Linked DNA regions of Homo sapiens: region 1 is linked to region 2. A link is a loop called in an ENCODE intact Hi-C map of the cell type or tissue named here. Cell type or tissue: Caco-2. All regions are shown on one strand. Each heading gives the region's core, and the rest is flanking DNA. Links, peaks and the distances in the headings are about the cores only. Region 1 holds the start of FLACC1 (flagellum associated containing coiled-coil domains 1). Region 2 has its middle 23 kb from the start of CASP8.

Region 1 (11,324 bases), core at 3,584-6,083, 120 kb before region 2:
ATGAGTTAAGGGCCAAAATACCACAAAATTTTCAAATGAGCAAATGTTACTGTGCAAATTCAGAAAAGATGCTGAAATACAACTGTTGGCTGGCAGGTCATGGTGCCAGCAATAGCATGAAGTGTTTTGTTCTTTAGTTTAAGAAGTTATGAAGAAAGCACCCCGAAGGTGTTATGAGATGATGAAAAATACAGAAAACCCAAATATATAAAAATCAAAGTATTGTTTCACAAAATTTGATCGTCTTGCCTTCTCAGAAAAATCACTAAGTTGTTCAAAAGCAAGATTTTCACATCACATTCAAACATTATGATAGGCCAGAAAATGCTATGGAGTATTTTAATTTCATATAATTCACTACCACTTCTATGGCTGTTTTTACCATCTCTCAAACAATCTTTAGATCTATCCAGTAATATGAAGAGTTGGTACCAGGCTTCATGTTCCATCTAGATCTACATATATATAAATGTAAGGGTACTCAGGATGCATATTGCACAATGTTCTTCAGCCACCATATGTAGCTCTTGCAAATACCATTCCTGTATGCGAATACCTGTGGAATTGCAAATTAAGGCATTAAAAGAAGCAAAAAATGGGTGCTCAGCACCACTGGAAAATATATTTCATTATGCACAAATCTTGCATTCATGCTATCTGAGAGGTTTTGACAGGTTACCTTTCCTCTTACCTTACTGCTGCTGCCCCAGTCTTTCCTGCACTCCAAAGCAGTGTCTGTGTCTGATCTCAGCAGCAGCATCACCCACAAACCTTTACAGTATTTGGGCACAGTCATCTTTTGTTTTGAAGGTAAAGGGTAAAAGATGTGGTGAAGCATTCCCTGAGACCTGAATGTGGTTAATGATGAGAGTGAATCTTTAGGGTTATGGTTCCTGCTGTTTCAGAGCTGAGCTCCAGATCAAGGGCCCGTGTGTTTTTGTTTTTGTTTTTGTTTTCTTCCTCTTCTGAGATGGAGTCTTGCTCTATCATCCAGGCTTGAATGCAGTGGCACGATCTTGGCTCACTGCAACCTCCGCCTCCTGGGTTTGTACAATTCTTCCACCTCAACCTCCCGAGTAGCTGGGACTACAAGCATGCACCACCACACCCAGCTAATTTTTTTATTTTTAGTAGAGACGGGGTTTCACCATGTTGACCAGGCTGTTCTTAAACTCCTGACCTCAGTTGATCCACCCACCTTGGCCTCTCAAAGTGCTGGAATTACAGGCATGAGCCACTGCACCCAGCCCGGGCCCACGTATTCTTGAACAAATGTAGGTTTCTGTGTGTGCCTGTCCTATGCAGAGCCCTCTAAAGCCCAGGGCTCAGAACAGTGGCCCCTCTTTCTAGGTGCAAGGGTAGCACTACAGGCTTTCACGGGATTCCTGTGGCTACCTGGTCGGGTCTATTCAGGATGATCCATGGGAGTTAGCATAGCACCACTCTAAAGTCAGATGTTGAAAGCCAAAGATCAAAGAGAGTTGAGCAAGTGAGCAAGTTGGAGATAATTACAAGCTTCTTAAGAGAACACTGTCTTTTCCACACTGGGAGTGTTCTCATAGAGCCACAAATAGCGCTCCACAGATGGAAAGCCTCCGAATGCTCCCAGCTGACCATGTTTGCCACTTCGTGAATGCTGCAGCATCACACAAGAGGATATCTATTTCCCCAAGCCCTGTGCAGACCAATTTTGATAATATTGCTGTCAGAATTAAGTTGCAGTTTCTCTCATTCATTTTTCAACTTATACTTTGTTTTACTATTGGTGGCCTCCTCCACCTCTGTTCCAAATAGTAAGACACTTTGCTTTAGGCGAAGTTACTGAGAATGCCAGCACTTCCCCAATTTCATCCAAGAGAAGAGCACTTAACACTTAGCCCCTAAACACCTTCATTTCCTTCTCCTCAGCTGTTTTGGAACTGGCGAAGCTTTACTCATGTCCAAAAAGATGAAAGGAGAATGGGGATACCCAAGTAGTAGTAATTAGTGCTGAGCCTTTGCCAAGTCGAGTGGCTGGGGTATTCCTTCAGCACTTACTTCCTCTGTATCTCTGTTTTTAGCCATGCTTCACTCAAGACCCAAATCCTGCTGCTTTTTTTTTTTAATCATAAGAAAGGATTTAAATATAAAATTTTACACATTAAACACACTCAAAGTAAATATTCAATCTCTGGATGGAGACAGATTGTCTAGATGACTAATAGAGTCTATCAATTCTTCTCTAAGTTATTTCCCTCCTTTTAATCTTTGAAAGTCTCTCTTCATCTAGCCTGTTCATGGTGCTCAGAGTTGAAGCAGCCATAGTGCAACCAAGACGCTTCCCTCCATCAACACACCGAGGCTGGCATAACAGAGAGATGGAAAGAGCCCAGTTCTCCAAGGACATTGCTGAATCTTTGCACCAACTCTGATAGCACTGCCTCCAGACTCTATTTCATGAGGTTAATAAACCTCTTTGATGTAAGCCACTTGCAATCAAGCAACAGGTCTATGCATTTTAACTACACATGGCCCACACTGAGAAATCTTGTCGTAAATACTGGTGTCCTCAGAGCTCTGTTCTAGACCCTCTTCTCTCCTTACACAATACTCTCTCTATATGTGATCTCACTCGCTCCCTTGGCTTGGAATAGTATCCACTCTGAAGACTCCTAAATCTGCTTCTAGGCCAGAATCTTCCTCTGAACTTCTAAAATATGTAAGAAACTCTAACAGACGTCACCACTTGTCTATTAGTCTCCCTGCACCTCAACATATCCAAAACTGAACTAATAATCTGCTCCCTAGAACCTGTTTATCCCTCCACACTTTCCTATCTCAATAAATGGCACCACGGTCAACTCAATTGCTCGAGCTGGAAAGCCAGGAATCATCACCTTCTCCTTTTCGCTCATCCCAGCATCCAGTCAATCACCAAGTTCTATCATGTCTTCTCTCCATCCCCACTGCTGCTCCTCAGTCAGGGCCATCGTCAGGTCCCATGACGACCACTGCCACAGACTTTTACCTGGTTTTCCTGGCCCTTCCAATTGCTTCCCTATATTGCAGTCAGAATGATCTTTCTGATATGTAGATCTAGTCAGATCTCTTCTCTGTTTAACACTGCTGCCTGACTCACTGGACTAGAAGAGTAACTCCTGCTATGAACTCCCACTGCTTCTGGCAAGTCTCAATATGAGTCATTGTGGCTGCATGGTGACTTACACCTGTAATCCCAGCACTTTGGGAGGCCGAAGCAGGAGGATCACTTGAATTCAGGAGTACAAGACCAGCCTGGACAACATAGCAAGGCCTCATGTATACTAAAAGTCAAAAAAATTAGCTGGGCGGCCGGGCGCAGTGGCTCACGCCTGTAATCCCAGCACTTTGGGAGGCCGAGGCGGGCGGATCACGAGGTCAGGAGATCGAGACCATCCCGGCTAAAACGGTGAAACCCCGTCTCTACTAAAAATACAAAAAAATTAGCCGGGCGTAGTGGCGGGCGCCTGTAGTCCCAGCTACTTGGGAGGCTGAGGCAGGAGAATGGCGTGAACCCGGGAGGCGGAGCTTGCAGTGAGCCGAGATCCCGCCACTGCACTCCAGCCTGGGTGACAGAGCGAGACTCCGTCTCAAAAAAAAAAAAAAAAAAAAAAATTAGCTGGGCATGGTGCTGTGCACCTGTGTAGTCCCATCTACTTGGGAGTCTGAGGCAGAAGGATCGCTTGAGTCCAGGAGGTCAAGGCTGCAGTGAGCTATGCATGCAGCCTGCACTGCCACTGCCACTGCACCGCAGCCTGGGTAACAGAGTGAGCTACTGTCTCAAAGGAAAAAAAAATTAATTATGCTTTTATTGAGCTTTTTTATTGTCTGTTTTCTCATTGGTCTCTAAGTTGTATTGAGTATAAGAACTGAGGTATATCCCCACACCTAGCAATAGTGCCTGGCACACAGTAGACAACAAATGTGAAGTTGAGTGAATAGATGAATTTATAACAATATTTTGTAAGCTAGGGGTTGTGACCCACCAGGATCATGAAATCAATCTAGTGGATTATAATCAGCTTTAATTTAAAGAAGAAAAAGAAATAGAAGAGAATAGCAAATAATAAGAGTATTATTTCATGAAATTTTTTTATTACAAAATTTGTAAAATGTATTTCTTATAATGAGTGGCAGTAAAACTAAAATGAAAGCCACTGGGTTGTAATAAGCAAGTACTTTTTTCTATAGTAAGAAAAAGCAGCTTTATTTAAAAAAAAAAATCGGAAAACCTTGTGACTGCAAAAGATTCCTGCCTTGGGGGATTTTTACTTTCACAGATTTCAAAGCCTTAAACTCGAGGGAAAAAAGTGTCTAGAGTTTTAGGTTTCTGTGAGTAGATCACAGAGGAATTAAAAATCCATCACAGATCCTGCCTGGTAACTATTGCCATAGACCAATGAAGCCTAAAAGTGCTGTTGAATTCTATTTCCTCTGAAGATATATCTTAAACTTTTTTGTCCCATGACTGATGACGAAAGTGGAAATCCAGTGTTAAAAGTATGAATTCTTTGCTGTTGAGGGTGGTCACTGATTTGTGTCTTGGAGAATTTAATTGGCTGTTTCTCCCAACCTTCTCTCTTGAAGAAAAGAGCCCTGAGCCAATGAGGAGCTACTGTTCTGTGTCCATAGCAACAAAATAAACAAACTTTGGCCTGCCATCTCCCAAGGGCAAACCTCACAACTCAGGCCCAAGTCACAGGAATCTGAATGGTGGGGTGACCTTCTCCTCTAGTTTAATTTCATTGCAATACTGAGAAACTTCAACTGTTTTGTCTTTAGAAGGGAAATTCATGTTTGTGCCAGGCCAGCCTTTGTAAAAGCCTTTGATTGGATTCACTAGAAGTCTGTCTTCCCGCAGTACATATACTGTGAATTTTCTCCTTCGGCATTTCAACCACTTGGAATGGCCACTAAAGTGGCTTTTGATCTAAAGTAAACTCTGATTCTGTGTTGATGGGGAACCATTTCTCTCTAACATGGTGGTTTCTTTAAGATGTTTGACTTGGGCCACATGAGAATAACAGATCTTTGGGCAGTCCAAGGTAAGCTCTTTGGAAAAGATGTTTTATATTATTTTTTCTACTGATTATTAATACTAACCAGTAACTTCTCTGAAGCCTCTGCCGGCTCACTGGTGACTATTGTTAGGGCAAGCCTCAGGTAAAATCATCAGGTAGAAGTGCAGGAAAGGGAAAAAAGGGGGAGAAAAAATCCTTACACACACTCACACACCCCTCTATAATTAGAGCTATATGATGTCAAGCCACTGTAAATGCAGATCTATCTGTGATGACATGGAAATATCAACTAGATATCCTGTTACACAAAAAGAACAAGATGCAACATTGTGTGCAAAGTATGCTCTCACTTATGCAAATAATTTAAAAAATCTATTATGCTTCTCTACAGGTTAAGTTCTATATGCAAAACATTTAAGGTTATATGCACTCACAACATTTCTGGAAGGATGCCCCAAAAATCTGTTAGAAGTAGTTCCCACTTAAGAAGCTATGAGAAGTCAAGGGCTGATTTTAGCTACTGAAATATTAAAATACTGCCATATAGGCAGGGCACGGTAGCTCACACCTGTAATCCCAGCACTTTGGGAGGCTGAGATGGGTGGATCACCTGAAGTCAGGAGTTTGAGACCAGCCTGGCCAATATGGTGAAACCCCATCGTTATAAAAATACAAAAATTAGCCAGGCATGGTGGCGGGTGCCTGTAATTCCAGCTACTGGGGAAGCTGAGGCAGGAGAATCGCTTGAACCTCGGAGGTAGAGGTTGCAGTGAGCCAAGACCACACCATTGCACTCCAGCCTAGGCAACAAGAGCAAAACTCCGTCTCAAAACAATAATAATAATAAATAAAATACTGTCATATTGATTGGTAGATGACCATTGTCCAAGCCCCTTGCATGTCCTCCTTGCCACCTTGGTTGTCCCAACTCCTCCCCTGGCACCCCCAGACCACCTCATGATTCAGCAACTAAGGGGTTAATGCCTGGCATGGAGGTGGGAGTGAGATCTCCCAGGACCCTGTTCCAACCCTGGTTGATTATTCAATAGCCTTGTCTTACTGGTTGTTAAATATTTTGAGTATCACTCCCATGGGTGTTCAAAGAAAAAGGCCTTTATTTTTATTTTATTTATTTATTTATTTTTTAGAGACAGGGTCTTGTGCTGTCACCCAGGCTGAAATGCAGTGGTGTGGTCCTAGCTCACTGCAACTTCAAACTCCTGGCCTCAAGTGATCCTCCCGCACCACCTGCCAAGTGGCTGGGACTACAGGCACACTCCACCATACTAGGCTATTTTTAAAATTTTTTGTAGATACAGAGTCTCGATATGTTTCCCAGGCTGGTCTCAAACTCCTAGCCTCAAGCGACTCTCCCACCTCAGTCTCTCAAAGTGTTGGGATTACAGACATGTGCCACCACACCTGTGAGGCCTTCTTTTTTTTTTTTCTTAAGAGCAAAAGAATATATACCAAGACATTGTTTATCATGGGAAAGAGGAAAAGGAAACAACTACACATTCATCAAAGATCATTGAAAATCTATGTAAAACTCCACTGAGTGATTGTATCACCCATACAATTTACCTCTGCTTTCTGGCTTTTGAATGCAAATGTTTAATGTTATTTATAATATGGTAATGACGATTACAACATTTTGGCAGTTTCATCTGTGAATCTCTTTTCTCTTTGTTTTTGTTTTTTGTTTTATTCATTTATTTATTGAGACAGAGTCTTGTTCTGTCATCCAGGCTGGAGTGCAGTGGTGAGATCTCGGCTCACTGCAACCTCCACCTCCCAGGTTCAAGTGATTCTCCTGCCTTAGCCTCCCGAGTAGCTGGGATTACAGGCATGTGCCACCATGCCTGGCTAATTTTTGTGTTTTTAGTAGAGACGGGGTTTCGCCCTGTTGGCTAGGCTGGTCTCGAACTCCTGGCGTCAAGTGATCCTCTCGCCTTGGCCTCCCAAAGTGCTGGAATTACAGGCATCAGCCACCATACCATCTTTTTCTCTTTGTTGAGCTAGCCCCAACCACCATGATGAGCTGATTACAACCACTAAGTTTACTAGTCAGGTAAGAAATATTCATCAAATGCCCGTTGTGGACAAGCCACTTTGCAAGGCTTAGTGGAGGTGTTGAGGCACAGAGAGCACTCCATAGTGGAGTCCTGGCCTTCAAGAAGAGAGAAGGCAGTTGCTAGAAGTGGGCCTGCCTTAGCCTCTCACTTCTTGCCCCATGGACTCCTGCTAAATCTCCCAAGTTCAGGGTTGGCTCCTTTCGTACAGGAAGCAGATACAAGGTTCTAAGCAGAAGCAGTTTCTTTTTTGCTACTGTTGTAGCCTTCTTTCAGACTCTCACCTGAATTCCAGCCCCTTGTAGCATCATCTTCCCACCTGGGCACTCGATCCCATCTGCTTCTCTGACCTCATCTCCTTGACTTGGCCCTAACAGGCCCCCAAACCCAGTGGAGTATGGACAGTTATAAATGGCGGCCCTGTCACCTGCTCTTCAGGCCTTTGCTGTTTAGCCAGTCTCCTGGACTCCTTTCTAGCCCTGGACTCCTTTCTAGCCCTGACCTCTATTGCAGAAGACTCCCTAGTCCCAGGCCTCTGGCCCAGCCAACCCCTGCACACGCTGCCTTTCTTCCAAGGCCAGGTCTCTTGCCTTTGCTCCACTGCTCACTTAGCTCTCTTTCTGCCGACTCCTCTGCTGACTGCAAGCTCCCTGAGGGCAAGGTCCAACCAGCATCTAGCACAGGACTCACAGCACGAGCCTCTAAAGATTTGTACTGTTAAAGCAGCAGTTACAAGTGAGTGAGTTTTAGTATCCTCATATGTAAAACAGATTCAACCTTAAGGTCCTCTGTAGCTCTTAAGGTCATTAGACACCATCAGTGGGTTTCTCAAGCATCAGTCGTGTTGGAGACAAAGGTTGATTTCATTTTTTCAGCAGGTTCTTAAGCAAATGTATTCCAGTGTAATATTGAAAACTAATCATAGACTTAGACATTTGAGTTAAATCTGCTATCACTTTAATGCTTCTGTTAGGCCATTGATTCTTATAACATTTTTGGCATTTGTTTTTATTACTAATGAAATATCCACTGACATGGCTGGGCACAGTGGCTCATGCCTGTAATCCCAGCACTTTGGGAGGCCGAGGCAGGAGAATCCCTTGAGACCAGGAGTGCAAGATCAGCCTGATCAACATGGCGAAACCCAGTCTCTACTAAAAATACAAAACTTAGCCAGGCATAGTGGTGGGCACTTGTAGGAGGCTGGAGGCCTACACCTACAGGAGGCTGAGGCGGGAGAATCGCTTGAACCCAGGAAGCAGACGTTGTAGTGAGCCAAGATTGTGCCACTGCACTCCAGCCTGGGTGACAGAGTGAGACTCTGAAAAGAAAAAAGAAAAGAAAAGAAGAAAAGAGAAAAGAAATATCCACTGACATCATTTAAAAATCAACTAATGTTAAAAATTCATTAAGGAAAAGTCTCAATTTCTGCCCCATCCCCTGACCTGTCAGTTCTACTTCTCAATGTGCTCCTAGAGGCAATTATTTTCAACTCTGCTATCTATTTCTTTGGAATTTTATTTACCTCATACTTCCAAGTAATTTGTCTGTGCTCCGTATGTTAATTTTTCTTTCTGGTACAGCAGATGAGGATTTGGCTCTTATACATCCCCATTCCACTCATTCTTCCCATGTAGTCACAGTTCACTTTTTGGCTAAGTCACTATTAAGTATTTACATTTGATACATATGAGTGTGTGCCATACTATGATTATGTTTACTTTCTCATTCAATATTTTTTAACCTGGAGTAATTGCACATTTTATTTTCTTAGGTTTCTATGTTTCTATTGCCAATCTCTCACCCACACTCCCAAATGCTCTGGTTCTGGTTGCTCTGTAACAAAGTTACCACAAATGTAGTGGCTCAAGCAACAATCTTACAATTCTGAAAGTCAAAGTCCAAAATGAGCCTCACTGAGCTAAAATCAAGAGGTCGGCAGAGCTGCATTCCTTCCGGAGGCTCCAGGGGGAATTCGTTTCCTTGCCTTTTCCAGCTTCTAGATGCTGCCCCGATTCCTTGGCTCCTGGACCTTTTCCTCAATCACTCCTACTTCTTCCTCCATTATCACATCTTCTCTGACTGATAATTCAGGTTAATCTTTCTATCTCAAGATCTTTCATTTAATCACAGCTGCTTTTGCCATGTAAGGTAACATAGTCACACTTTCCAGGGATTAGGACATGCGGTATAGGGAAAGGGACAGTATTCATCCTACCATGTGCTCCTACACATCTACCAGCTGCCTGTCAATATCATCAGGTAATCTACCAGTTCCAAGTCCTGCACCCTCTGGGACCTCTGATGTGTGAATTGGCTCCATCTTGTTCATACCCTGTCTTTGCAGGCACATAGGCTATAGTGAGCTATGGAGAGAGCCCTAGTTACTATGCCAAACATGTACGGACATCCCTTGTGCAATCTTGTCTCCTCTCCCATTTTCTTGCTCTTGTGGAACTAAATCTCTTTTAATGCTGTACTCTAATTTTAGTTGGATTCTGGAAAAGAAAGAAGATAAGCCAGTGTGGTCAAGCCACCATGTTTATCTGATAGTTTTCTTTCATCAAGATTCTCATAATAGGGGTTTTGTTTTTTGGGAGCCAGGGAAGGAGTTTCCACTCTGTAATTCAAGAAGGTGACCAGGAATGAGAAACGAGGAGATTCATTTGCACTGTAGCTCAAGCAGCAGAACTAATTTTCCAGGAAGTTCTGTGCAGAACTTGCTGTGGGAATTTCTCTTCCCTTCAGTGAGAACTGGTGTGGCCTGCTGGAAAGGAAGGAGCTTGGGAGTCAAAGAGATTTGTGTTTGTTTCCAGCTCTGCAACTTGCTGCCGCCGTGACTTCTCTGAGTCTCAGTAGCTTCATCTATAGTATCAGCATAACAATAATTGAGCAGTTTTACCTGGCTCACAGCAAGGACTCGGCTATGGCAAATTTTATTTTATTTTAATTATTTTGTTTTATTTTTATTTGTATCTTATTTTATTTTTTGAGACGAAGTCTCACTCTTCACCCAGGCTGGAGTGCAGTGGCACAATCTCAGCTCACTGCAACCTCTGCCTCCCAGGTTCAAGCAATCCTCCCACCTCAGCCTCCTGAGTAGCTGGGACTATAGGTGTGTGCCACCATGCCCAGCTAATTTTTGTATTTTCAGTAGAGACGGGGTTTCACCATGTTGGCCAGGCTGGTCTCAAACTCCTGACCTCAAGTGATCCATCCACCTCGGCCTCCCAAAGTGCTGGGATTACAGGCGTGAGCCACCATGCCCAGCCAGTTATGGCAAAGTTTAAATTGCTTTCAAGTCAAGTCTACTGAGTAGAAAGGGATGAGCTGTTAACCTATAGTCAAGACCCTGCACCAGATCAACAGCTTCTGGAATCTACCATTGTTCTTTGGGTCCTCCCTGGGTTCTTCCCAATTCTTCTGTATTTTTGCTTTGATTCTAAATGGTTTAACCTTCTGCTGTTGTTTTTCAATTTCAGCAAGAGCCTCCTGATCTAGCAGCCAAGACTCCCCCTGACCTTTGGCCATGTACCCCAACCCTCTCATCTACTGCACCTGCTGGGACCCCTGGAACTTGGGACCACGGAAGCTAATCAAGACCCCTCAACTACCACGCAAGAACTCCACAGGGAGTTCCAAGTAAGAATTATCTGGGATGGGGTAGGCACAGGGACCTTGGGATCCATTTGTAGCCTCATTTCTCTCACAAGATTTCTAAAACAGCAAGTGTGGCAGGAAAATCCCAGGTGGGCCAGAAAGCCTCGCTTTCCCCAGCTTCCCTGCCAGCTGGTTGGCTGCACCCTCATCTTGCCAGCCCTGCCTGGGGTTTGTGCCATTTTAAATGAGGAAGTCTCAGTGTTGGTGCAACGGCAAAGTGCAGCTTCCAACCAAAGGGCCCTGATGGCAGCTGCCGCCTTCATGTGGGATAAAGAGCTTTGGGAATCGGGGGACAAACTCTTCCTGGGACAGTGAACAAGTGCCAGGGCCTTGGGCCTGAGTTTTAAAGGCCTCAGATTTTAAAGATTCCAGCTATCAGATCATGCATTCCAATTTTGGGTCACTATAGGGATGTACTTAATCTGGGAGTGTTAAAAAGGGTTTCCGAATTTCCAATGTTCTTGTTTTAGTTATTTGTTTTTCACTTTCAGGCTAACTCCTCTTGTACCAGCTCCAAAAAATCACAATTACCTCCAACCAACAAAACCTGTTG
Region 2 (11,324 bases), core at 5,225-7,724:
GAATTTCCCTCCTTTATAAGGCAAATAATATTCCATTTTATGTGACTACCACATTTTCTTTCCCCATCCTAGATATTTAGGTTGTTTGCACATCTTGGCTACTGTAAATAGTGCTGCTATGACCATGGGAGTATAATATATTTAGAAATCAGGAAGTATGGTGCTTCTAGCTTTGTTCTTCCTCAAAACTGATTTAGCTATTTGTGGTCCTTTTTATACTTCAGAGGTTTTTTTCTGTAAAAAAAAAATCCATTGGGATGTTAATAGAGATCACACCAAATTTGTAGATTGCTTTAGGTAGTATATGCAATAGACTGATGTTTGTTTCCCCTAAAATTCATATGTTGAAACCTAATCCCCTATGTGTTGGTATTTGGAGATGGGACCTTTGGGAGGTGATTAGGTCATGAAGGTAGAGCACTTATGAATGGGACTAGTGCCTTATAAAAGAAATCCCAGAGCGCTCCATCACCCTAATTCCATGAGGACACATGGAGAAGATGGCCATTTATGAACCAAGAAGCAGGCCCTCACTAGATAGCAAATCTGCTAGCTACTTGATCTTGAATTTCCTAGCCTCCAGAACTGTGAAAAATAAATTTCTGTGTTTTATAAGCCACCAGTCTATGGTATTTTGTTTTAGCAGGCTGAATGGACTAAGGCACTGTATATGCATGGATTTATTTCTGAGCTCTCTCTTCTCTTCTGATGGCCTATGTGTTTGTCTTTATGCTATTCCCATGCTGTTTCAATTACTATAGCTTTGTAATATATTTGAAACATATTATGAATCCCATATATGAAAAGCTCACATCTAATATAATACTCAACAGTGAAAATTTTCTTATATATGGTCTTGATGATGTTGAGACTCTATTTCCAGTTTGTTGAAAAATTGTTTAATCACGAAAGGGTATTGAATTTTGTCAAATGCTTTCTCTGCATCTATTGAGATGATCATGTTATCTTTATATCTTTGCCCTGTTAATAGGCCATTTCGCACTGATTTATTTTTGTATGTTGATCCATACTTGTATCCTAGGGATAAATGCCACTCAGTCAGGATGTACGATCATTTAAATGTACTGTTGAATTTGATTTGCTAGTATTTTGTTATGAGTTTTTATATGTATATTCATCAGAGATATTGACCTGCAGTTTTCATTTCTTGTGGTGTCTTTGTTTGGCTTTGGTATCGGGATAATGTTGGCCACATAAAATAAATTTGGAAGTGTGCCCTCTTCTTCAATTTTTAAAAATAGTTTAAGAAGAACTGGCATTAATTCTTCTTGAGATGTTTGGAAGAATTCACCTGTGAAGCCATCTGGTCCTGGACTTCTTCGTTTGGGGAACATTTTTGATTATTGACTAAACCTCCACATTAGTTATAAGTCTGTTCAGACTTTGTATTTCTTCATGATTCAGTCATCGTAGATTGGAAGGTTTTGTGAATTTATTCATTTCTTCTAGATTATCCAGTTTGTTGGAATAGAATTGTTCATTATAGCCTCATGTTTTTATTTCTGTGGCATCAGTTGTAATGTCTCCTCTTTTATTTCTGATATTGTTTATTTGAGTCTTCTCTCTTTCTTACTTAGCCTAACTAGGGATTTGTTGATTTTGTTTATCTTTTCAAAAAACCAATTCTTTTGTTATTCTTTTCAAAAAATTTGTTGATTTTTTTTCTATTGCTTTTCTATTCTGTATTTTCTTGGTTCCTACTCTAATCTTTGTTATTTCCTTCACTAATTTTAGGCTTAGTTCCTCTTCTTCTTCATCTTCTTCTCCTCTCCTTGAGGCACGAAGTTAGACTATTTACTTGAGATCTTTCTTCTTTTTCACTGCAGATGTGTATTGCAATAAAGTACCTCTTAGTACTTCTTTGCTTAGTACTGCTTTTATCCTGTAAGTTTGGGTATGTTGTGCTTTTCTTTTCATTTATCTCAAGATATTTCCTAATTTCTTTTTTTATTTTTATGGCCTAATTGTTGTTCAAGAGTGTGTTGTTTAATTTCCACATATTTGTGAACTTTCTATTTTTCCTTCTGCCATTGATTTTTAGTTTCATTCCATCATGGTCAGAAAAGATACATGGTATGATTTCAGTCTCTTAAATTTGCAAAGACTTGTTTTGTGACCCAACTTGTGATCTACCTTGGAGAAAGTTCCATGTGCATTTGAGGATAATGTGTGTTCTACTGCTGTAGGGTGGAACGTTCTGTGTATTTCTGTTCGGTCCATTTGGTCTATAATGTTGTTTAAGTCCCCTGTTTCCTTATTAATCTTCTGTCTGAATGTTCTATCCATTATTTAAAGTACAGTGTTGAAGTCTCCTACTATTTTTGTATGGCTGGCTATTTCTCCCTTCAGTTCTGTCATTGTTTGTTTCATATATTTAGGTGCTCTGATATTGAGTGCATATATTTATAATTGTTATATCTTCATGGTGGATTGATGCTTTTTTCATTATATAATATACTTTAATGTCTCTTGTGACAGTTTTTGACTTAAAGTCGATTTTGTCTGATATAAATAGAGCCACTCTTGCTCTCTTTGGGTTGTCATCTGCATGGAATGCCTCGTTCCATCCCTGACAGGAGGCATCATAGTTCTGCTCTTCTAAAGGGCAATGATTCTAATGTTTCTCTGTGGGTAGGGGGAAAAGGAAAAGACAGAAAAATAACAGAAAATGTGAGATAGTGAATGGCCTTAAGAATTCTTTTCTGTCCTTGTAGACAATGGGCCCTGAAGGAGAAGAGTGTTCCTGGGCCAAATCTGCATGCATACACACAGTTTGATCTGCCTGGCTTATGAGGGATTCACATCTAGGCCTTACCTCCCACATGCTAAAAATGGGCCTATTTGAGTAACATGGGTGCTTCAAAAATCTCTATGAACTAATTTGAGGGGAAAAGGGGCACAGATGCAGAGGTAACTAGAAGGGATCATAAGTCCCCAAAATGCTCTGAAACTAGGGCCTTGCTGGTATTGGATAGAAGGGCAAAAGAGAGCCAGATCTCAGGAACTTGGTTTCACTTATCAACAGACAAATGCTGTCCCAGCTTGCATCAGAAGCCATCAGGGACAATATCAAAAGTTTCATAATTACGGTGCAGTGTGAGCTTCCAGAGAGCAAGCTGTGGGAGGATCCGGGTAAGGATTGCCCGCCACCCGTGACGCCTCAACAGGGAGGAGCTCCTTGCTTGAAAAGGGAAAAAATTGCCAAACTGAAGAGGAAGGAAACTGAAAGTAGCCACTAAGAAAAAGCAAGATGAACCCAAAGCACAATCAATCCAAGGTAACTGAGAATTCAGGAGAAAACAAATTAGAAAAGTAAACTGATAAGAGTCTATGTAACTCCTTAAAAGGTTTGTTATTAACCAAAAAGTAAAAATCAAATAAGCCAACAACAACCAAAAAAAACACTAGAAATTAGATGAAGATATCCAATAGTTGAAGACAAACGTATTTTTAAAAAGTAAGGAAGCCGCCCCGTCCGGGAGGGAGGTGGGGGGTCAGCCCCCCGCCCGGCCAGCCGCCCCGTCTGGGAGATGAGGGGCGCCTCTGCCCGGCCGCCCCTACTGGGAGGTGAGGAGCCCCTCTGCCCGGCCACCACCCCGTCTGGGAGGTGTACCCAGCAGCTCATTGAGAACGGGCCATGATGACAATGGCGGTTTTGTGGAACAGAAAGGGGGGAAAGGTGGGGAAAAGATTGAGAAATTGGATGGTTGCCGTGTCTGTGTAGAGAGAGGTAGACATGGGAGACTTTTCATTTTGTTCTATACTAAGAAAAATTCTTCTGCCTTGGGATCCTGTAGATCTGTGACCTTACCCCCAACCCTGTGCTCTCTGAAACATGTGCTGTATCCACTCAGGGTTGAATGGATTAAGGGCGGTGCAAGATGTGCTTTGTTAAACAGATGCTTGAAGGCAGCATGCTCCTTAAGAGTCATCACCACTCCCTAATCTCAAGTACCCAGGGACACAAACACTGCGGAAGGCCGCAGGGTCCTCTGCCTAGGAAAACCAGAGACCTTTGTTCACTTGTTTATCTGCTGACCTTCCCTCCACTATTGTCCTGTGACCCTGCCAAATCCTCCTCTGTGAGAAACACCCAAGAATGATCAATTAAAAAATAAATAAATAAATAAATAAAATAAAAAGTAAGGAAAAGACTGGGTGCAGTGGCTCACACCTGTAATCCTAGCACTTTTGAAGCCCAAAGCGGGCAGATTACTTGAGGCCAGGAGTTCAAGACCAGTCTGGCCAACATGATGAAACCCCGTCTCTACTAAAAATACAAAAAATTAGCCAGGCATAGCGGCACATGCCTATTGTCCCAGCTACTCGGGAGGCTGAGGCAGGAGAATTGCTTGAACCCAGGAGGCGGAGGTTGCAGTGAGCCAAGATTACGCCACTGCACTCCAGCCTGAGTGACAGAGTAAGACTCCATCTCAAGAAAAAAAAAAGAAAGAAAAAAGAAAAGCAAGGAAAATAAATAAATAAATGTTTCAGGGTTTCATTGTTTCCTACGCTGAGGTGGGAGCGAATATTCTCTGAAATTATCTTGTAGATAACCTTTAGAAAATTTAAATGATATCCCATATATTCCAGGCATATTCTCTCAAACAGAGCAAGTTCCCCACTTGCTCCACAAGATGCCACAAGCCTTCTCAAGGCTTCTCTGGGTCACCTGGATTTCAGCTCAGCCTTAGTTTCCTGACAACATCCTGTTGTTCCCTCATACTTTTCTTTTTTGCCTCCCTTGTTATTTGTTACCCCCACTTGGAATACTCTTCCTCTTTGATATCTCCAAAGTGTGAATCCACACAACACTGTCCACTTCCTCCAGGAAGTCTACCCTGACTGCTCCCACCTAGTATATCTCTTTCATTCACGTTCTTCTTGCACATTCAGTCAGAAACCTACAGCTGCTCTCCATTTGCCAAGAGGTTGTTCTCTAAGTTTATATCAAGATTGTTTGATGAGATCGCAAAATGCCACTTCCCATTTTTCCCCTAGCTGGCTTTTTAACCCGTGTCATGCCTGACATCTAAACATACTGCTTGATCACTACACAAGGCTGGCCCACAGACTGCTTTGGCACAAAGGCCAAAGACTACTAGGCTCAACGTTAATTCCTGTCTTTCTGGGCCAAGATAAAGCCAGAAGACACAGAGCCATCCACTGATGCACCAGTAAATTAATGACTTTACAAACCAGCATGCATTCTTGCGGGGAGTGTGTGCAAGTGGGAAAAAAACTGTCTGGATATCAAAATCAGTCACCAAGCTGTATATTTACAACTTGTGAATTCTTCAGTATTTATGTAAGGTTTCGATACAAATTTTACACCAGAAAATCAACATGACTCACTCCAGTCTTCTAATTTTCTATTTTTCCTCCGAGACCTTGCTGGATGTTTTCTTTTCTTTTTCTTTTTTCTTTTCTTTTTTCCTTTTTTTTTTTTTTTTTTTACTCTGAAGATCTACTGGAGAGATGTTTTCATAAAGATAGAGAAAAGGGTCTGGACAAGGTGGCTCACGCCTGTAATCCCAGCACTTTGGGAAGCCGAGGCGGGCAGATCACTTGAGGTCAAAAGTTTGAGACCAGCCTGGCTAACATGTTGAAACCCCATCTCTACTAAAAATACAAAAATTATCTGGGCAAGGTGGCAGGCATCTGTAATCCCAGCTACTCAGGAGGCTGAGGTGGGAGAATCTTTTGAACCTGGGAGGCGGAGGTTGCAGTGAGCCAAGAACGTGCCACTGCACTCCAGCCTGGGCGACACAGCAAGACTCTGTCTCAAAAAAAAAAAAAAAAAAAAAAATAGAAAGGGGTCATACTGGGGAAAAGGAACAAACACAGACGCACTGAAAAGAATCCAAATGGTTAAGAATATGACAAAGAGAATCAGAGACTACGAAGATTTAATTCAGGAGGGTGGGGATAGAAATAATTTGACACTGCTCTTCAGCTAAATTTATTCTTTACTTGAAAACTTCTGTCTGGCCAGGCACAGTGGCCCACGCCTGTCATCTCGGCACTTTGGGCAGCCGAGGCAGATGGATAGCTTGAGCCCAGGAGTTCAAGACAAGCCTGGGAAACATGATGAAACTCCATCTCTACAAAAAATGCAAAAATTAACTAGGTGCGGTGGTGCGCACCTATATTCCAGCTACTCGCAGATGGGGAGCTGAAGTGGGAGAATCACTTGAGCCTGGGAGGTTGAGTCTGCGGTGGGGCCAGGGTTCGGTAAGCCGAGGTCACACCACTGCACTCCAGCCTGGGCGGCAGAGCCAAACTCTTGTCTCTAAAAAAAGACTTTTTAATAGAATTTTCATGTTGGCTTGCTGCCCTCTGGTGGAATTATTAGGGTTTATCACAAACACTGTGGAATTCACTCTGGCAATGACCACTAACACAAAATACCGATGGTTCTTGGGCATAACTCTCCCCCTGGGGAGTTAGATCTTTGACTTCATGGCGTCAGGAATTTGTTATTGGCCTGGACAACAGAAACATGTCTGGAAAATCCCCAAATATTTGGAAATGAAATAACACAACTCTAAATAATCCATGGGTCAAAAAAGAAATCAAAAGGAAATTATGTAGTATTGAATTAAATTAAAATCAAAACAAAATATCAAAATGCATGGGATGCCGCTAAAGCAAGGCTAGGAGAAAATTTACAGAACTAAATGCCTAAAAGGAGCAGGGGTGGGGAGGGGCAGGAGGACAGGATTCAAGAGGGCATACGAAATATTTTGGAGGTAATATATATGTTCACTATCCTGACTGCAGTGATAGTTCCACTCAAATATATACAGTCATACGTCACTTAATGACAGGCATAAGTTCCAAGAAAAGCATCGTCAGTGATTTCGTCATTATGCCAACATCATAGAATGTACTTATGCAAAACCTAGATGGTATAGCCTACTACACACCTAGGCTATATGGTCTAGACTATTACTCCTAAGATGCAGACCTACAAAGCATGTTACTGTATTGAATATTGTAGGCAATTGTAACACAATGGTAAGTATTTGCATATCTAAATATATCTAAACATAGAAATGGTACAGTAAAAATACCGTATTATAATCTTATGAGACCACCATCATATATGTGGTCGGTCATTGACTGAAATGGCACATGAATATATATATGAGTGTGTCTATATGACTGTCATATATGTCATACATATGTCAAAACTTATCAAATTATATACTTTATATGCCATTTGTTGTATATCAATCATATCTCAGTAAAGCTGTTTTAAACAACATGTGGCTGTACTATTAGGTAGTACAACTCAAGTGCAATTACTAAGAGAATACTAAAAGCATGCATAATTAACAAGCTAATAAAGGAGTAAGGTGAACTTTCTAAAATTACTTAATTCGTCTAAAAGAAATCAAGAAAGTAGAGAAAAGTGAATTGATGCCACGAATAAAAAACAACTGGAAATATAGTAGATTTTAGCCCAATTATATTGACAATTACATTAAATGAAAATGGACTAAATACTGTAATTTTAAGAAAAGTACCTTCCAGAATACATTTTTCTATAATAAAAGAAAAACTTGAACAATACACCACTTACGGCAGACACATTTCAAGTATAAGAACACCGAAACACTGAAAGTATAAGGATGGAAAAAGATGTACCAACTGATATCATTATACTAATATCACATAAGGCAGACATAAAGGAAAAATGATCCTAATTTAAAATGAGAAATTGACAATCTACAGTCATAGTGTAAGATTTTTATGTTCCCTTCTCGATAATGGGTAAGAAAGACAGACAAGCAGTAGAGTTATACAAGATTTGAACAACACAATTAACCTTGACCTAAATAACATAAAATCTTGACCTAAGTAACATAAAATCAATTCTGTTAGTGCCTTTCTTTCCTCATTCATACAGTCACTGTAATAGTGACTCCTGCATGTGAAGGTTATTACGAGAATCAAATGAGTTAATACATGCAAATTCTTAGAATTCCTGGCATGCAGAGTAAATTCATAATAAGTAGGAACTTAACCAAGAAATAAAAGCCTAAGTATATTGCTTTCATCTAGTGGTCACATTATATAAAAATACATAAATTTTTATAATGTGGTCATATTATCTAAAAATGTGAAATCAGCCGGGTGCAGTGGCTCAGGCCTGTAATCCCAGCACTTTGGGAGGCCAAGGTGGGTAGATCACTTGGGGCCAGAAGTTTGAGACCAGCCTGGCCAACATGGTGAGACCCCCCCATCTCTACTAAAAATACAAAAAAAAAAATTAGCCAGGCATGGAAGCAGGTGCCTGTAATCCCAGCTACTCAGGAGGCTGAGACACGAGAATCACCTGAACCCGGGAGGCGGAGATATCAGTGAGCTGAGATCGCGCCACTGCACTCCAGGCTAGGCGACAGAGCAAGACTCCCTCTCAAAAAAAAAAATAAAAAAGAATAACTTTTCACTATGTGAGCCATTGTCATTTAGTGCATAATGTCTGCGTACTACCCAGTATCCCCTGCGGCTCCTCCACAGTTGTGGGGTCCCGCACTATAGGAAGACAATGCATTTTAGCTCCGAGTACAGGTCTCAAAAACTTGGCTAAATACTTCCCCCATCCACTCATACCAGTGTACAGGGAACAATAATGGATTAATAACCAAAGAGAGGGCGGGAAGGTCCCAACTGGCATCTGCTCCACTCGGCCCACTGGTGTCTAGATAGGGAACAGTAATAGCGTTCACCACTTCTCTTTCCCCCAAACCTCCTCTGGAAATCCCAGGCTTACCTCAATATTCCCAAGGTTCAAGTGACCAACTCAAGGGCTCAGGCGGCCAAGGCCCAACCTCACGTGCCCAGAAAGTGGACGCACCCAGGGGCTGCTCCTGGAAGGAAGGAGAGATGACGGTGAGTAGAAGCCCATGTCAGCCTCTCTGGCTGGGCCCTCCTTCTACTGATGTCTTGACCCGCAGCCCGCAGCCTCTGGGCAAGGAACTAAAGTCGTTTTGAGCCAGCAGGGTCAGACTTCTAGAAGCAGCCAGCTAAGGTAAAATATCTGTCTTCTACTCCCTGGAAAGCAGTCCGGAGAGGTGGAACCAGCCTAGACTTCAGTATCAGGCAGATCTGGATTCAAATCCCAGCTCTGCCTCTCACTTGCTGAGGACTCTAAATACCTCCTTTTGCTCCACCCAGCCTCCATCTTTTCACGTGGAAAAGAACTGCTTGGTAAGGTTGCTGTGGGGAGTGAATAAAGCAATATACATAGTGCTTAATCTCACAGACAGCAGATGCTCCAGAAATGCTAATTCTCTTGCCCACTGGTATTCCTCAGGCAGCCACCAGTCACCTTCTTCTGAAGCTGTTGGCGGGGTACAGGCAGGCAGGAAGCTCAGTCTGAACAACCAGCCTTCAGACCAGCTCAGACACAAGGTGAAACAGAAACCAAAAACTCAGAGCACATGACTTACCTCCTCCAAACCTTTGCTCCAACCACTGCCACTCCCCAGGGAACGCCCTCCTCGTCTCCTCCCGCCCACTGCGGAGAGTGCTCCCATTCTCCACCGTTTATCACACACTTGTTTCTCACTTCCTGGCACTGTGAGTTGTCGTTTATTAACTGGTTTATTTTCTTCTTGGAAAAATAATTTTTTTAAAAAATATACCTTATCTATGCACACAAAGCAGCCCCCCAATTCATGAATGGATATGCTTGTGGTTTGTATTTGCGTTTTAATTACTAAGCAATCTGGCTCATCCCTTTGTGCAAAGCATTGCCTTAGGTTACAGTGTAGGAAACTGTATCAGCTCATCCTAGCACTGTTATAAAGAAATACCTAAGACTGGATAATTTATAAAGAAAAGAGGTTTAACTGGCTCACAGTTCCACAGGCTGTACAGGAAGCATAGTGACATCTGCTTCTGGGGAAGCCTCACTGTATTTATTTATTTGAAGGACTGATTTTTTAACAAAGTGAAAACTTCTCCCATGGCCTCTTCAATGCTTCCTTGAGGTCCCCGCTGTTAACATTTTGATTCTTTCAGACTTTTTCCTAGGCTTATAAAGCCATAGTAATTCTTGCTCTGCCACTTACTAGCTGCGTGACCTTGGGCAAGTTACTTAACGTCTCAGTGCCTTCCTCGGCTCATTCATAAAGTAGCTATAATGATTCCTGCATGTGAAGGTTATTATGAGAACAAAATGAGTTAATACATGCAAAATACTTAGCTCCTGGCATGCAGAGTAAAGACATAAATACATAATAAGTAGAAACAAATATTGTTTTATATACAGAGAGACAAAGAGAGACATCACATATACCATTTTGTTTACAAAAGCAGGGTAAGTATACTGTGCCAGTATCAATCATTGTGTTGCATCTGAGCTCCAAGTCCACTCTGTTCTCTTTGGTGACACCAAGCTACATCCCATAAAAAGATCTCCTTTGCTAGCGGCACAATTTTACTGGCTTTGTCAGTAGAGGGCGCCAGAGGGACGGTGCAAGGCCTAGCAGAGGACTGGATTTCTCTTCCGGGTTCTGGTGCTTCTCTTCCTGCTCTTAACGCCATGACTGCCAGCAGCTTGTAGAACCAGTGGTGCTCACCTTCAGGGAACTTTGGCAGCCTCCCAGCGGGCAGCTTCCTGCTCACCAGCCGGGGCCTGCTGACTGCAGACAGCTTGAGTGCTCTTGTACCTTTAGCAGTTAGCCTTCTTTTACTAGTTAATAATTCTTCATATTACATTTTCCCTTTCAAATTACTGGTGTGCTTTCCATCTCTAACTGGACCCTAACTTTTAGCTCATGCCTGGTATCTACCAGATGGCTTGTAAAATTTATTTAACCATTCCCCTACTGAAGGGAATGTGAGTATTATCGTTTCCAGTTTTCAGCTGTTATACCCTGTGCAGTAGTGAACATGTGTTTTTCATCCACATCACTGTTTTTGAAGGAAAAAAAATCCTGGAAGAGGAATAAATTTCTCTGCCATAGGGTTGTGCATGTAAGTCTTTGGAAAATGTTGTGAGATTGCTCTCCCTATAAGGTTGCACCAATTTATATTTCCAAACATAGGTGTAAGTGCCCACTTCCCCACACCCTCACCAATTATTATTTTTCTTTAACATTTACTAATCTTAGGGGTAATGTCTCATTGTTTTAGTTTGTTTTGTGCAATTACTAAGGAGACTGAACATTTTTTCATAACTTCATTGTCAATTTTTATTTTTTCTGTGAAACACATTGCTTATATCCCTTATTCATTTTTTAGTTGGATTGTCACTTTTTTCTAATTCATAGAAATTATTTGTTGAT

What was found. Hi-C counts contacts between places; a loop is a spot of excess contacts. Peaks named below come from ENCODE experiments on the same cell type or tissue, not always from the same donor. Only the 100,000 strongest peaks of a DNase experiment are listed, where the experiment ranks them.
Region 1: a loop joins it to region 2, with 9 times the contacts of the local background. A loop is called at or near these places in 83 of 110 quality-filtered maps.

Annotation. Positions count from the first base shown.
Region 1 is chr2:201,350,721-201,362,044 of GRCh38, reverse strand. FLACC1 (flagellum associated containing coiled-coil domains 1) reads left to right here and starts at 4,700. Exons shown (of 15, transcript NM_001127391.3): 1 at 4,700-5,063; 2 at 10,594-10,753; 3 at 11,263-11,324. The coding sequence starts at 10,641. In Caco-2, for the core only: no CTCF peak of the experiment used is centred there; a DNase peak (open chromatin) is centred at 4,654.
Region 2 is chr2:201,231,592-201,242,915 of GRCh38, reverse strand. It overlaps a transcript of CASP8 not described here. Among named protein-coding and RNA genes, the nearest start is that of CASP8, 23 kb to the left of the region's middle. RefSeq lists enhancers at 8,265-8,384, 10,482-10,731. In Caco-2, for the core only: a CTCF peak has its summit at 6,384 (motif pointing left); no DNase peak of the experiment used is centred there.